2 separate regions of the Homo sapiens genome follow, and region 1 is linked to region 2. The links are chromatin contacts, found by POLR2A ChIA-PET in ENCODE. All regions are on one chromosome and are shown on one strand. The core of a region is the stretch at or near the end of the contact, and the rest is flanking DNA. Distances in the headings are between cores, read along the strand shown. Region 1 overlaps BBOX1-AS1 (BBOX1 antisense RNA 1). Region 2 has its middle 64 kb from the start of BBOX1-AS1.

Region 1 (6,578 bases), core at 2,085-4,584, 120 kb after region 2:
AAAAGCAATGAAGTGATGCTAGATGGCGTCTGGCGCAGTTCTTAGCACGTAGCAGGTGTTTGCAAAGAATATTCCACTCCCTCCCTTGTCCCCTCCCCTGTCTGCTCTCTGCTCTGTTTTTACAATGCCATTATCCTTTTTTCTAATAATGTTCCTGTGGTGGAAGAGGGTGGAGGCTGAACATTGAGTTTGTTCTGACCTCAAAAAACCCCTAGATGTTGTGATTTTTGTTCTAGGTCAAGGAAAATAAATCAGCTTGTTCCCGTGTGTGTGTGTTTTTTTCCCCTAGAAGTGAGACTCAGCTAAAGTTCTGGGAACAGAGAGTTCAGGTTAGCTGTGTTCTGCTTGAGAGGTTTTTCTGTGTCTCTCCATTGAGCAGGTTAGTCCTGGGTGTCTTGCTTGGGCAGATACTTTACTTTTTATTCAATAGGTTAATAGCTACATTTTCTTCAGGGCCTTGAAAGAGTTTGTATAGCTTCTGAGACTCTACATTGAATCAGTATGATCATATAATCTTAATATAATTATTAGCACAGTGTTGGAATTTAGTATTTTGGTTATAGGGCAGAGAGCTCAAGAGGTCACATTGTGGTGTCAGGTAGACCTAGGTTTAAATTATAGGCTGTGTACATTGAGAAAATTATACCAGAGCTTCTTGGTGTGCCTTGAAACAATTCACTAGTATAGTCAACTGTTGGATGGCTAGATAGGGCCTGAGGTGGCCAGTGCCCCCACAGATGGTTTCTTATGCCTGCCAGGACCTACAAAGTGCTGTACAAATGTTATTCTTTTCGATTTGTGCCTTGACATGACAAGCCTTGTGTTTCTCATCTGTAAAATGATTATAACAATAGTATTTACCTTAAAATAATTAATATATCCAAAGTGTTTAGAATAGGACCTACCACATAGTAATATATGTAAGTAATTATTGTTATCAGCTATAATTGTTTTCCAAATATTATCTATAAAAGGGAGATGGATAAATATTTATTTATACTTTGGATAATAACCTAATACTACATTATTTTGTTCTTCAAATTATTTTAGCTTTGGCCATCAGGTGCTTTTCCAGGTTGACTCGTGTATACTTTTATCATCCTTTTGCTTTTTGAATACCTCCTTACTTTCTAGCATTGAAAGATGCTCCAGGCTCACTTTGTATTTTCTGTGCCCCAGCTCTGGAATCAGCCATTTCTCCAAGGATCCCTGGTTCCTTTTATTGAAAAATAGTATTAGACATCAAGATCTGGGTACTAGGTGAGCCACTAGATTTTGATCCAAATACTTTTGTATTATGTTGGTGTCTGTGAAATGACACATTGAGATGAGCTGGTCAGGGAGGCACTGCAGGGCAGGGTATAGAATAGTTATATCAAGCCAGAGTCACGGAATGAGAGTGTTTACTGGAACTTGAGTATACCCAGAAGGGAATGTTGCTGAGGAGAGTCTGTGGAAGAAATCAGTCTGTGGAAGAAATCAAGGATGTTTTTATAGGCAGTGTGAGTCACAATGATTCTGCAGTGGTGATTACATTCTAATGATCCCTGACTTCTTTAGAATTGTTTCGATGCTTTCTTTTCATTCCAATTATCTATTGCTGTGTAACAAATTACTCCAGAACTTACTGGCTTAATACAACAATTGTTTTATCATCTCTCTTGGTTTCTGTGGGTTAGTGATTTGGGGAAAGGCTCTGCTGGATGGTTCTGGAGTCTTTAATGAAGTTTCAGTGAGCTGGTGGCTACAGCTGTAACAGTAGAGATATGGAGCAGCTGGGGACAGCTAGATCTCTCACTTATATCTCTTCTTCAGATAGTCTCAGGGCTTCTCCATGTCGTCTCCTCATGTAAACTAGCTTGCTTCCTCACAGCATGGCAGCCTCAGAGCAGTTGGAGTGCTCACATGGGAACCAAAGACCCCAGTGCAGGTGTTCCATGGGACCCTCACCCTTTCTGACCTCACTTTAGAATTTACTTTCACTGCAATCTATTTGTTACAAGTGAGTTACAGACTGCTCAGATTCAAGGGGAGGGGATACAGACCCATCTCTCGATGGGCAGAATGCCAAAGTTGCATTTTAACAAGAGTCTCTGGGATGAGAGTCATTGTTCTGAGCATCTTTGGGGGAAAAAATCCTCCACACATTCACATATGCTCCCAAGATTTCTAGCATTTGAAAATATGGCATACATTCATAAAAGCTGAAAGGTGCTGCCCTAAATTGGAAGGGTCTTTATCTGGTGTCTTTCTGTACATTTCTTCCTTTATTTCTCACTGTCATGACTTCTTAGAATTTCTTTCTTACCCACTATCACTCATCTACTTTCCCATGTCATGTTTTCTGATTCTGTCTTGAGGGACATAAAGATTTTCTTTAAGTGGGCTGTTTGCTCTTAGTGTGGCTGAAAGACGACATGTCTAATAAAACACATAAACGGAGAGAGATGACACAAATGAGTAACGGAAAACAGAAGGAAAAATGAACAACGATGGGGAAAACAGAGTCAGTGGCACTGAAAAATATGTGAGAGCACACACAGAAGGGACTGAAAAATGTTTAAGAGTGAAAATAAGGAAATATTAAACAAAAGAAAAAACTGCACCAGTGCTAAGAATTGTCACAGGCCTATTTTCTACAAAATAGTAAAACTGGGAATCAGGGATGTCCTTAAATCATAAAAATTGTGTAAAAAATTAAATGTAAGTGAGAGAAGAGGGTCCATATTGCTTATCAGACCTGCCAAGGGGTATGTGGCTAAAGCAGCTTTAAGATCCAGTGATAAGGTCAGGTGCGCTGGCTCACGCCTGTAATCCCAGCACTTTGGGAGGCCGAGGGGGGTGGTCACCTGAGGTCAGGAGTTTGAGACCAGCCTGGCCAACATGGTGAAATCCCGTCTCTACTAAAAGTACAGAAAATTAGCCGGGTGTGGTGGCATGTGCCTGTAATCCCAGCTATTCAGGAGGCTGAGGCAGGAGAATCACTTGAACTGAGGAGGCGAAGGTTGCAATGAGGCGAGATCATGCCATTGCACTCCAGCCTGGGAAATAAGAGTGAAACTTCGTTTCCAAAAAAAAAAAAAAAAACAAATCCAGTGATAAAATGTCAGAAGCTCACATGGAGAAGGACTTGTTCAAAGTTACAGATAGGAGCAGGAGAGCTCTGAAAATCTGACGTCACTGATTCAGTGACTATGTATGTCCCAGCTGAGATTCAGCTTGTTTTGGCCCCATTCTGCTTCCTGGTGAGACATGCTGTTCCTCCCTTGCAAGTTTGTTCATCTGCTTTTATCTCACTGTCCAGTTAACATTCATCCATTCTCCTGTTGTTCTTACTAATACTTATGATATGTCCACACCTTTACCAATTGCTATTGTCTATTCTACAGCTGAGCTCTTTCTTAGCACACTCTACACACACACAGAGACACAGACACACATAGACACACACAGTTTTGTTTCTTTGGTTGTTAGAAATCACAGTTTTCTTCTATGTGCAAAGAGATACACTGGGTATGAAAACTCCATGAATGGAGAGGGCATGACAAAATCTAGACGTTAAGAATGCTGCACTTCTTAGCAAGCAATGAAAGGACAGAATTCATGAGTTCAGGAGGGAAATTTTCCTCTGCCATGCTACATGAGGGAGCTCTAATTTTCTATTTTCATAAAGTTTGTGAAAAGAAGTAGTGTGTATTTAATAAAGGCTGCGGGTTAATTTCCAGGGCAAACCACTAGATGGAGGCCCTGCCTAAAGAACACACTTGAAGAATGAGTCACTCCGATCTGCAAGTTTCCTCTTCCAAACGTGAATTGGAAGGCCGGGAGCAGTGGCTCAGGCCTGTAATCCCAGCACTTTGGGAAGTCATAGGTGGGCAGATCATGAGGTCAGGAGATCGAAACCATCCTGGCTAACATGGTGAAACCCTATCTCTACTAAAACAAAACAAAACAAAAAACAGCAACAACAAAAAACCCAACCAAACAAAAAAACGTGAATTGGGGGCACCAGCTGAAATCCTAATTTATCCAAAAGGCTCTGTAATCTTGTCTTGTTGTAGAACACGCCTCCTTTCTAACCGCTTTGTCAATTCTCCACTTTCTTACTCATGAATTGCCCCAAAATTGGGTCATGCAATGCCCCATGGTTCCGTACACTTATACAACTAACTATAGGAATGTTTTTTACTCTTTAAAGACTTTTCCCTTCTGAATGCCAGAATGCCAACTTTGTCTTTATTCTCCATTTCATGAGCTTTAAGTGCTACCTGACCTGTGAAGAGTTTGTTGTTTCTTGAAAGGAAACCTTGACAACACAGGTAATCTCCCCAGTATGGGATTTAGAGTCTACATAGTAAATAAACAGAGACAAATCTGAAGGTAGCTAACCTCTTTTTCTGGGGGTGGAGTTAAGTTTTTCTGACTGATACAGATTACTCCATAGCTAAGGCACTTGGGACAGGCCTTATTTTTTATTGTGAGTATTATTAGAAGCAAGTGTACGTTTACTCTGCCAATAAAACTCCATTGGTTTAAACGTATTATAGCTGCATCTCATAAGCTATACACTCACAAATATTTAACATTTTCATCAAATAAATCTTCACACTTGAGATATACAAGTCAATCAACAATTCACAGAGCTTACTTTCTTTTATTTTGTGTATAAGAAAGCAAGAATGGAGATGGGCCTAGCTTCCCAACCTACATCTTTCTCTCGTGCTGGATGCTTCCAGGAATACTTGAACATCAGACTCCAAGTTCTTCAGTTTTAAGATTCGGACTGGCTCTTCTTGCTCCTCCAGCTTGCAGACAGCCTATTGTTGGAACTTGTGATCATGGCTTGGGAGCCAAGATGGCCGAATAGGAACAGCTCCAGTCTACAGCTCCCAGCATGAGCAATGCAGAAGACGGGTGATTTCTGCATTTCCAACTGAGCTTTGAAGAGAGTAGTGGTTCCCCCAGCACGCAGCTTGAGAGATGGGCAGACTGCCTCCTCAAGTGGGTCCCTGACCCCCGAGTAGCCTAACTGGGAGGCACCCCCCAGTAGGGGTGGAATGACACCTCATACGGCCGGGTACTCCTCTGAGACAAAACTTCCAGAGGAATGATCAGGCAGCAGCATTTGCGGTTCACCAATATCCGCTGTTCTGCAGCTACCGCTGCTGATACCCAGGAAAACAGGGTCTGAAGTGGACCTCCAGTAAACTCCAACAGACCTGCAGCTGAGGGTCCTGACTGTTAGAAGGAAAACTAACAAACAGAAAGGACATCCACACCAAAACCCCATCTGTACGTCACCATCATCAAAGACCAAAGGTAGATCAAACCACAAAGATGGGGAAAAAACAGAGCAGAAAAACCAGAAACTCTAAAAATCAGAGGGCCTCTCCTCCTCCAAAGGAACGCATCTCCTCACCAGCAATGGAACAAAGCTGGATTGAGAATGACTTTGATGAGTTGAAAGAGGAAGGCTTCAGAAGATCAAACTACTCCGAGCTAAAGGAGGAAGTTCGAACCAATGGCAAAGAAGTTAAAAACTTTGAAAAAAAATTAGATGAATGGATAACTAGAATAACCAATGCAGAGAAGTCCTTAAAGGACCTGATGGAGCTGAAAACCATGGCACAAGAACTATGTGACGAATGCACAAGCCTCAGTAACCAATGCGATCAACTGGAAGAAAGGGTATCAGCGATGGAAGACGAAATGAATGAAATGAAGTGTGAAGAGAAGTTTAGAGAAAAAAGAATAAAAAGAAATGAACAAAGCCTCCAAGAAATATGGCACTATGTGAAGAGACCAAATCTACGTCTGATTGGTGTACCTGAAAGTGACGGGGAGAATGGAACCAAGTTGGAAAACACTCTGCAGGATATTATCCAGGAGAACTTCCCCAATCTAGCAAGGCAGGCCAACATTCAAATTCAGGAAATACAGAGAATGCCACAAAGATACTCCTCAAGAAGAGCAACTCCAAGACACATAATTGTCAGATTCACCAAAGTTGAAATGAAGGAAAAAATGTTAAGGGTAGCCAGAGAGAAAGGTCAGGTTACCCACAAAGGGAAGCCCATCAGACTAACAGCTGATTTCTTGGCAGAAACTCTACAAGCCAGAAGAGAGTGGGGCCCAATATTCAACATTCTTAAAGAAAAGAATTTTCAACCCAGAATTTCATATCCAGCCAAACTAAGCTTCATAAGTGAAGGAGAAATAAAATACTTTACAGACAAGCAAATGCTGAGAGATTTTGTCACCACCAGGCCTGCCCTAAAAGAGCTCCTGAAGGAAGCGCTAAACATGGAAAGGAACAACCGGTACCAGCCACTGCAAAAACATGCACAATTGTAAAGACCATCGATGTTAGGAAGAAACTGCATCAACTAACAAGCAAAATAACCAGCTAACATCATAATGACAGGATCAAATTCACACATAACAATACTAACCTTAAATGTAAATGGGCTAAATGCTCCAATTAAAAGACACAGACTGACAAATTGGATAAAGAGTCAAGATCCATCAGCATGCTGTATTCAGGAGACCCATCTCATGTGCAGAGACACAAATAGGCT
Region 2 (6,331 bases), core at 2,527-5,026:
GGATTCCTAGACACTTCAGTGTCTCTGTGTAAGTGGCCAAAGTGCCTCCAGTAGCCTGAGGGCAGTCTTCTGAAAAAAAAGTTTTAGGTACTGGCCCTGGGAAGGGAAACCACCCTGAATCTGGAAGAGGAATAAAAGAGCCCTAGGGAATCTGGATGGAACTAAAGCAGTGTCTACTATAATTGAATCTGTGAAAAAAAACGAATGGACAAGGATTTGGCCAAACTTTTTGAAAAAACAAGTCAGCATTTACAAACAATATTAGAAATGAAAAAGGGGTCATAACTGCTGATGCCATACAGATGAAAAAGGAGATACTATACCAATAAATTTGAAAAGACGGAAATGATCAATGTCCAAGGAAAATATGATTTATCAAAGCTACCTTAAGAAGAAATTGAAGCAGGAGTACAGCCTTAACCATTAAAGACATGGAATCAGCTGTTAAAAAGCTTACTCTTGTCCCCCACATAGGCCCAGATGAGTTTGGCTGAGCATTCAAGGAACAGATCATCTCATGTTGGTGTCAATTTAACTGAAGAATAATTAACAAAGGAATATTCCCCAACTCAGATAAATAGAGTATAAAAAAAGGAGATTGCAAATCAGCCTTACTTATAAATGTATATCATATGTACAACTAAACAAACGACAAGAAAGTTAATAAGTGTATTAAAATAAAATAAAATTCGTCATAGGAATGCACAGATTTATATTAAAAAGATTAAACGAGAAAAGCCATATGATTATCTCAATAGCATTTGATAAAACTCAATACCTATTCATGATTAGAAAATTCTCTTAGCCAACCCCTCACAAAATAGGAATACAAGGAGTCTTTCTAAATGAAAGATAGGTACTAAAAACCTCGAATGACCTTTTTTTTTTTTTTACTTTTACATATTCTTTCTTTTCTTCAACTTTTATTTTAGACACAGGGGTACATGTGCAGGTTTGCTACATGGGTATATTGTACCTTGTACCCAGGTAATGAGCATAGTACCCAATAGGTACTTTTTTTTTTTTTTTGAGACGGAGTCTCGCTCTGTTGCCAGGCTGGAGTGCAGTGGCTCAATCTTGGCTCACTGCAACCTCCAACTCCTGGGTTCAAGTGATTCTCCTGCCTTAGCCTCCTGAGTAGCTAGGCCTACAGGCGGGCACCACCATGCCCAGCTAATTTTTGCATTTTTAGTACAGACAGGGTTTCACTATGTTGGCCAGGATAGTCTCGATCTCTTGACTTGGTGATCCGTCTGCCTCGGCCTCCTAAAGGTCTTGACCCATTCCCTGATCCCTCCCACCTATCTTTGGTAGTCCACATGGTCTATTGTTCCCATGTTTATGTCCATGTGTGCTCAATGGTTAGCTCCCACTTATAAATGAGAACATGTAGTATTTGGTTTTCTGTTCTTGCATTAATTCACTTAGGATTATGACCTCCAGCTCCATCTATATTGCTGCAAATATAGACATAATTTTATTTCTTTTGTGGGACAGCAATCATCTTTAATGATGAAATTTTAAAATCTTTCTCTCCAAAATAAGGAACAAAACAAAGATTCCTTATGTTGATGGGCAAAAGAAAGTATAAAATAATTTAAGAAGAAAAAAACTGTTATTATTCACAGGCATTATGAGTATCTCAATAGAAAACCCAAGGACATCTATAAATTATTAGAACTAATAAACCTTAGCAAGATTTCTGGATAAGTTATTAATGTACAAACTTCATTTGAATTTCTATAAAACAATTAGAAAAATATCTTGTAAAAACACATCACGTTAGCATAAAAATTAGTGCATTTGAGAATATGTGTGAAATAATGTACAAGACCTTTATGGTAAAATTTTATTTTTAGAAATTTTTCTCAAAAATTTTTAAGAAAAGCTAAAGAAATGGAGAAGCATATCATGTTCATTAATGTGATGATTCAGTATCAAGAAGATATCAGTTCCACTTCCAAATTGCCTTGCAGATTATGACAAAAATCTCAATAGGATTTTCCTAGAACTTAATCGAGTGATCCTAAAATTGATATAAAAGGGCAAAGGTTAATGTCAAAAAAGAAGATAGATAAAATGGAGTGGGGAGGGTATTGGAATTGTCCTACCAAATATAAACATATTACAAAGCTGTAGTAATTAAGATTGTGGATATCATAACAGGAATAGAAAGAACAGAGCTCAGAAGATAACCCATACAGTTATGTAAACTTGACATACAAAAAATGTGGCATTACCAATGTGGAAAGGATGGAGGTAGTGGGAATAAGTGAGATTGGGAAAATTTATTCTCCAGTGGGAAAAAGTAAATTAGATTGCTATCTCATTATTTAATCCAAAATAAGTTCCAAATAATTTATATACCTAAATATAAAAATTGAATATTTAAACCTTGTAGAATAAAATGTAGAGGAATTATTTTGATTTTGGGGGTTTAAAAAAATTCTTAAACAAGAGAAAGAACAGCTGAAATGATTGATAAATATGACTCCATTAAAATAAAAATAAAACTTCTGGACAATAATAGCAATCATGCAGATTATCTGGACAATAATAGCATACATGGAGAGGAGTGAAGCTTCATTGTGACTGAACACACAGTAAAGACTACTAGGTATTTGCTATTACTTCATGTATAGGTTATTTTCCCCCACAATAATTACAATAAAGCTATTTTTACAATGTATTTCTTTTCTCCTTCAGGGAGGAAAAAATGTACCTTCTAGCTTTCCATCTAATGATGTAACTAAAGGAAGAGAATATTATCTGAAAAACATGTTTTCATGTTAATGAAAATAAGTATTTTACTCTTAGGCAAACTTGCCAATTTTAATACAAGCATTTCTTCCATGGGAACCAGTCGTCATTTGCATAAACTCTGTAGCTTGTGGTCTTTTCTTGGTAATGTTAACATGGAGCAAATTTCTCCTGGTGACTTGTTTTGTGTGCCCCAAAATGCAGCCACTGGCTTTTCACAGGAATGTAACTGTTGGCAGGCCCCCAGCAGGTCTGACGCTGCCATATTGCTGGGGACTGAACTGGTTAGTGTGAAAACCAGGAGTCGTCTCTGTTTTCCCTTTTGACCCTGGGTCATCATTTCACATTTTCATCTGGGCCCTTCTCCATTTGTCTCTTGCAGGCTGCTGAAATAAACAAGTGAACTTCATTCCTGCTTCTATATTAGACTGCACCAAAATATTGGTGTAATTAGAAGAGAAACATTTGTAGAAGCTCTGGAGGTCTTATTAATAAAAGATAAAAGATAAAAATCAGATGATCTTGGGTTAATGTTGATCATTGGAGGTGAAGGGTGGCCATTTATAAGAAAAAGTCTTTCCTCAAAATGATATTATTTCTGGCTCTGTGGCCAAGTCCCTACTATTTTAAATGGTGATCTCTCTAAACCCAAGCTCTTCCACATTACAAATAAACTATTACCATGCACCTCTTAAGGAGCAGCAAGAGCTGTTTTTGCTTCAACCCATAGCACAGTTCAGAAGGTCAGACGTGACCACAGTATCTCCTGTTATTTCAGAGCTCACATGTGTTTGCTTTGGCTCTATTTCCCTGGCATTTGGTTTCCGTTATTTTTCCATGGGTTTGGCTTGCAGGAATCAAGGAAACATTTTTTAAAATAAGCAAAGTTTGTAAAGATGAAGTATTCTGAACTGGTCGTGACTGGACACAGTTGGAGGGAATGTAGGCCTCCCAGTTTATGTTCAGTAGCACGGCCCTGACCCCAACATGACGAATATGAGTAATGGTGAGGGCAGAGGGCTGTCCCACTTGGCCAGACTCGCCAGTGCCTCCCTCCTTGCTCTCCATCCAGACTCCAGCGCAGCTCAGCTGTCTTGGTTCAGGGTACTTACTAAGGCCAAAAGCTAAATACCTAGGAGAGCTGAGGGCCTCCCTTGATGAAACATTTTCTATTTCAGCCTCAGTTGCAGCTGATTGTTCTCAATGGAGAGATACTGTGATTGTCTCATTGCTGGGGCTGGTTTTGGTTCCTGCTGTTAGCTCTCTGCAGAATGTGTCTGGGAAATAGGCATTCACTCTGTATAAAGCATGATTAAGAACACTACTGTGGGGTTAAACCGACAGCAGAGACCTCAAGGCCAGATGTTATCAGCCTGTTGGTTTGATATGGGAGAAATGTGGTAGACTGGGTGGGGAGGAATGGAGTGAAGTACAGTAGTTCCCAAGCTTGTCTGCACAATGGGATCACCTGGGGGGTTTTAGAAACTACAAATACCCGTGTTCCACCCCAAGAGGTTGTGATTTAATTGGCCACCTGAAGTTAGGATGTTTTAAAAGATTCCTGGGTGATTTGGGAACCACTGATACAGTGGTAAAGAGCCCAAACTTTGATGTTGTGCAGCCCTAGTTTGAATCCCAATCCCACCACTTAATAACTGTGTGACTTTGACCAAGACGTTAAAACTTTCTGAGTCTCAACTTTCTCATCCTTAATATGGGGATGATCTTTTCTCCTTTATGTGGTTCTTGTGGGAGTGAGTATAAACATGCCGAGTTTTAAATACTAAAAATGTTGTATCAACAGTCAGTGAGCTAAGCAGCAGTGCAAACTCTGCCACTTCCTAGTCATACACTAGAGAGGCCATATGGTAAGAGTTGTTGCCAGTCTGGGTTTTGGAATCATATTGGCCTGGGTTTGAATCCTGGCTCCCCTCTTTGACCTTGGGCAAATGTCTTCACTTTTAAGTCTTCATTTTCCCTGTTGATAAAATAGACATTTTTACCCTATAGGCTTCATAGGAGGATTAACTTACATAACGCATTTAGTGTTTAGGTTGAACAATATAAAATTACCTTTCCTGACAGGTTAAATGATAAATATCAGCAATTTCATTTGTTCTTCACATGAGTCTTCAAAAATGTGAAAAGTCTTCATAAGTCTTCAAAAATGTTAGCAGTAATGGCTGTTATTACTATTAATCAGCATGACCTTGATGGAATTACTTTACATCAGAGGGTCTCAGTTTCCCCAACCATAAAAAGGACACATTGAAATTCTGCCTCTTTCAACCAATTGCTATAAAATTTAAATGAGTTGATGTTTGTGTAATGACTTTGAAGATTATAAACTACGAGAAAATCATGATAATTTAGAAAAAAATTTTCTTAGAGCCGGGCACAGTGGCTCATGCTTGTAATCCCAACACTTTGGGAGGCTGAGGCAGGTGAATCACCTGAGGTCAGGAGTTCGAGACCAGCCTGGCCAATATGGATGAACCCTGTCTCTTCTAAAAATAAAAATAAAAAAAAAATAGCTGGGTGGGGTGGCACACACCTGTAATCTCAGCTACTCGGCAGGCTGAGGCACAAGAATGGCTTGAACCTGGGAGGCAGAGATTGCAGTCAGCTGAGATCGTGCCACTGCACTCCAATCTGGAAACAAGGTTCTGTCTCACAAAAAAAAAAAAAAAAAGAAGAAGAAAAAAGAAAATAAAATCTTCTTAGAAACTGAGCATTTCATGTATATAATGGTAAATATTCTGGGAAAGAGGGGTACATCTGTAAAGTATGAAACATGGGAAGGAAATTGAGTTACACAGAGCTTGGCCTTTGGGATTCAGACAGGAAATCATTTTTTAAGTCTACTCTGAGTTGAGCACCACTAAGCATTGTGGAGAACAGAAGGGGAGTGAAACCCGTGGCTCCTGCCAAAGAAAAACTTGTGTCATGATTGAGAAGATGCATTGCATTATCTGTGCGGAGAATAATAACTAATACTTACGTAATGCTTACCACATGCCAGACCCTGCTAAAGTTTCCTACATGTATTATTTCATTTCATCCTCACAAAGTCCCATCATTATCCTAGTTTTTCATAGGTGATTAACTGAGGCACAGACAATTTAAATAATGTGTCCAGGTATAATAATAAAAGACATTGAAGCAATGATTTTTGTGAAAAGTATTTGTGTCAAATAAATAAGTTCAAATTGCAACAAATTATAAGCAATAACAAAATATTTTACCTAGAGCTCTCTGTGCTTTCCTACTTTTTACTTTTAACATAGACATTTTCACTAGTATTATAAACATTCCTCACTGAAAATGTCTCATGGCTCATGTTGAGGACTGATTACCCATACTTTTGGTTCTTAACCTTGTTTTTATCCCTGACACTTTGGGTGGCCTTGGGTGGGCACAATGACATCCCTATGGCTATAGTTTCTCCACCTACAACGTAAGTCTAATAATGCCTCCCTTGAAAGCATGTTGTGGAGGCTAATTATCATAAAGTCATTTTTTTTTTTTTTGCCTCGGATGTAGACTGGAAACCCAAAGGGCCACCCAGACT

What was found. ChIA-PET counts read pairs that join two places held with the same protein, here RNA polymerase II (POLR2A).
Region 1: POLR2A ChIA-PET joins it to region 2 with 22 read pairs in PC-9. The contact joins two enhancer-like sites. POLR2A ChIA-PET finds 5 or more read pairs at or near these places in 2 of 52 experiments (HEK293 and PC-9).

Annotation. Positions count from the first base shown.
Region 1 is chr11:27,156,132-27,162,709 of GRCh38, reverse strand. All of the region lies in intron 2 of BBOX1-AS1 (BBOX1 antisense RNA 1), which reads left to right. Among named protein-coding and RNA genes, the nearest start is that of BBOX1-AS1, 59 kb to the left of the region's middle. Within about 2 kb of position 3,334, at least 2 of the 41 ENCODE cell types and tissues checked have a DNase peak (open chromatin) inside an H3K27ac peak, as active enhancers do.
Region 2 is chr11:27,279,681-27,286,011 of GRCh38, reverse strand. No RefSeq gene overlaps it. Among named protein-coding and RNA genes, the nearest start is that of BBOX1-AS1, 64 kb to the right of the region's middle. Within about 2 kb of position 3,776, at least 9 of the 41 ENCODE cell types and tissues checked have a DNase peak (open chromatin) inside an H3K27ac peak, as active enhancers do.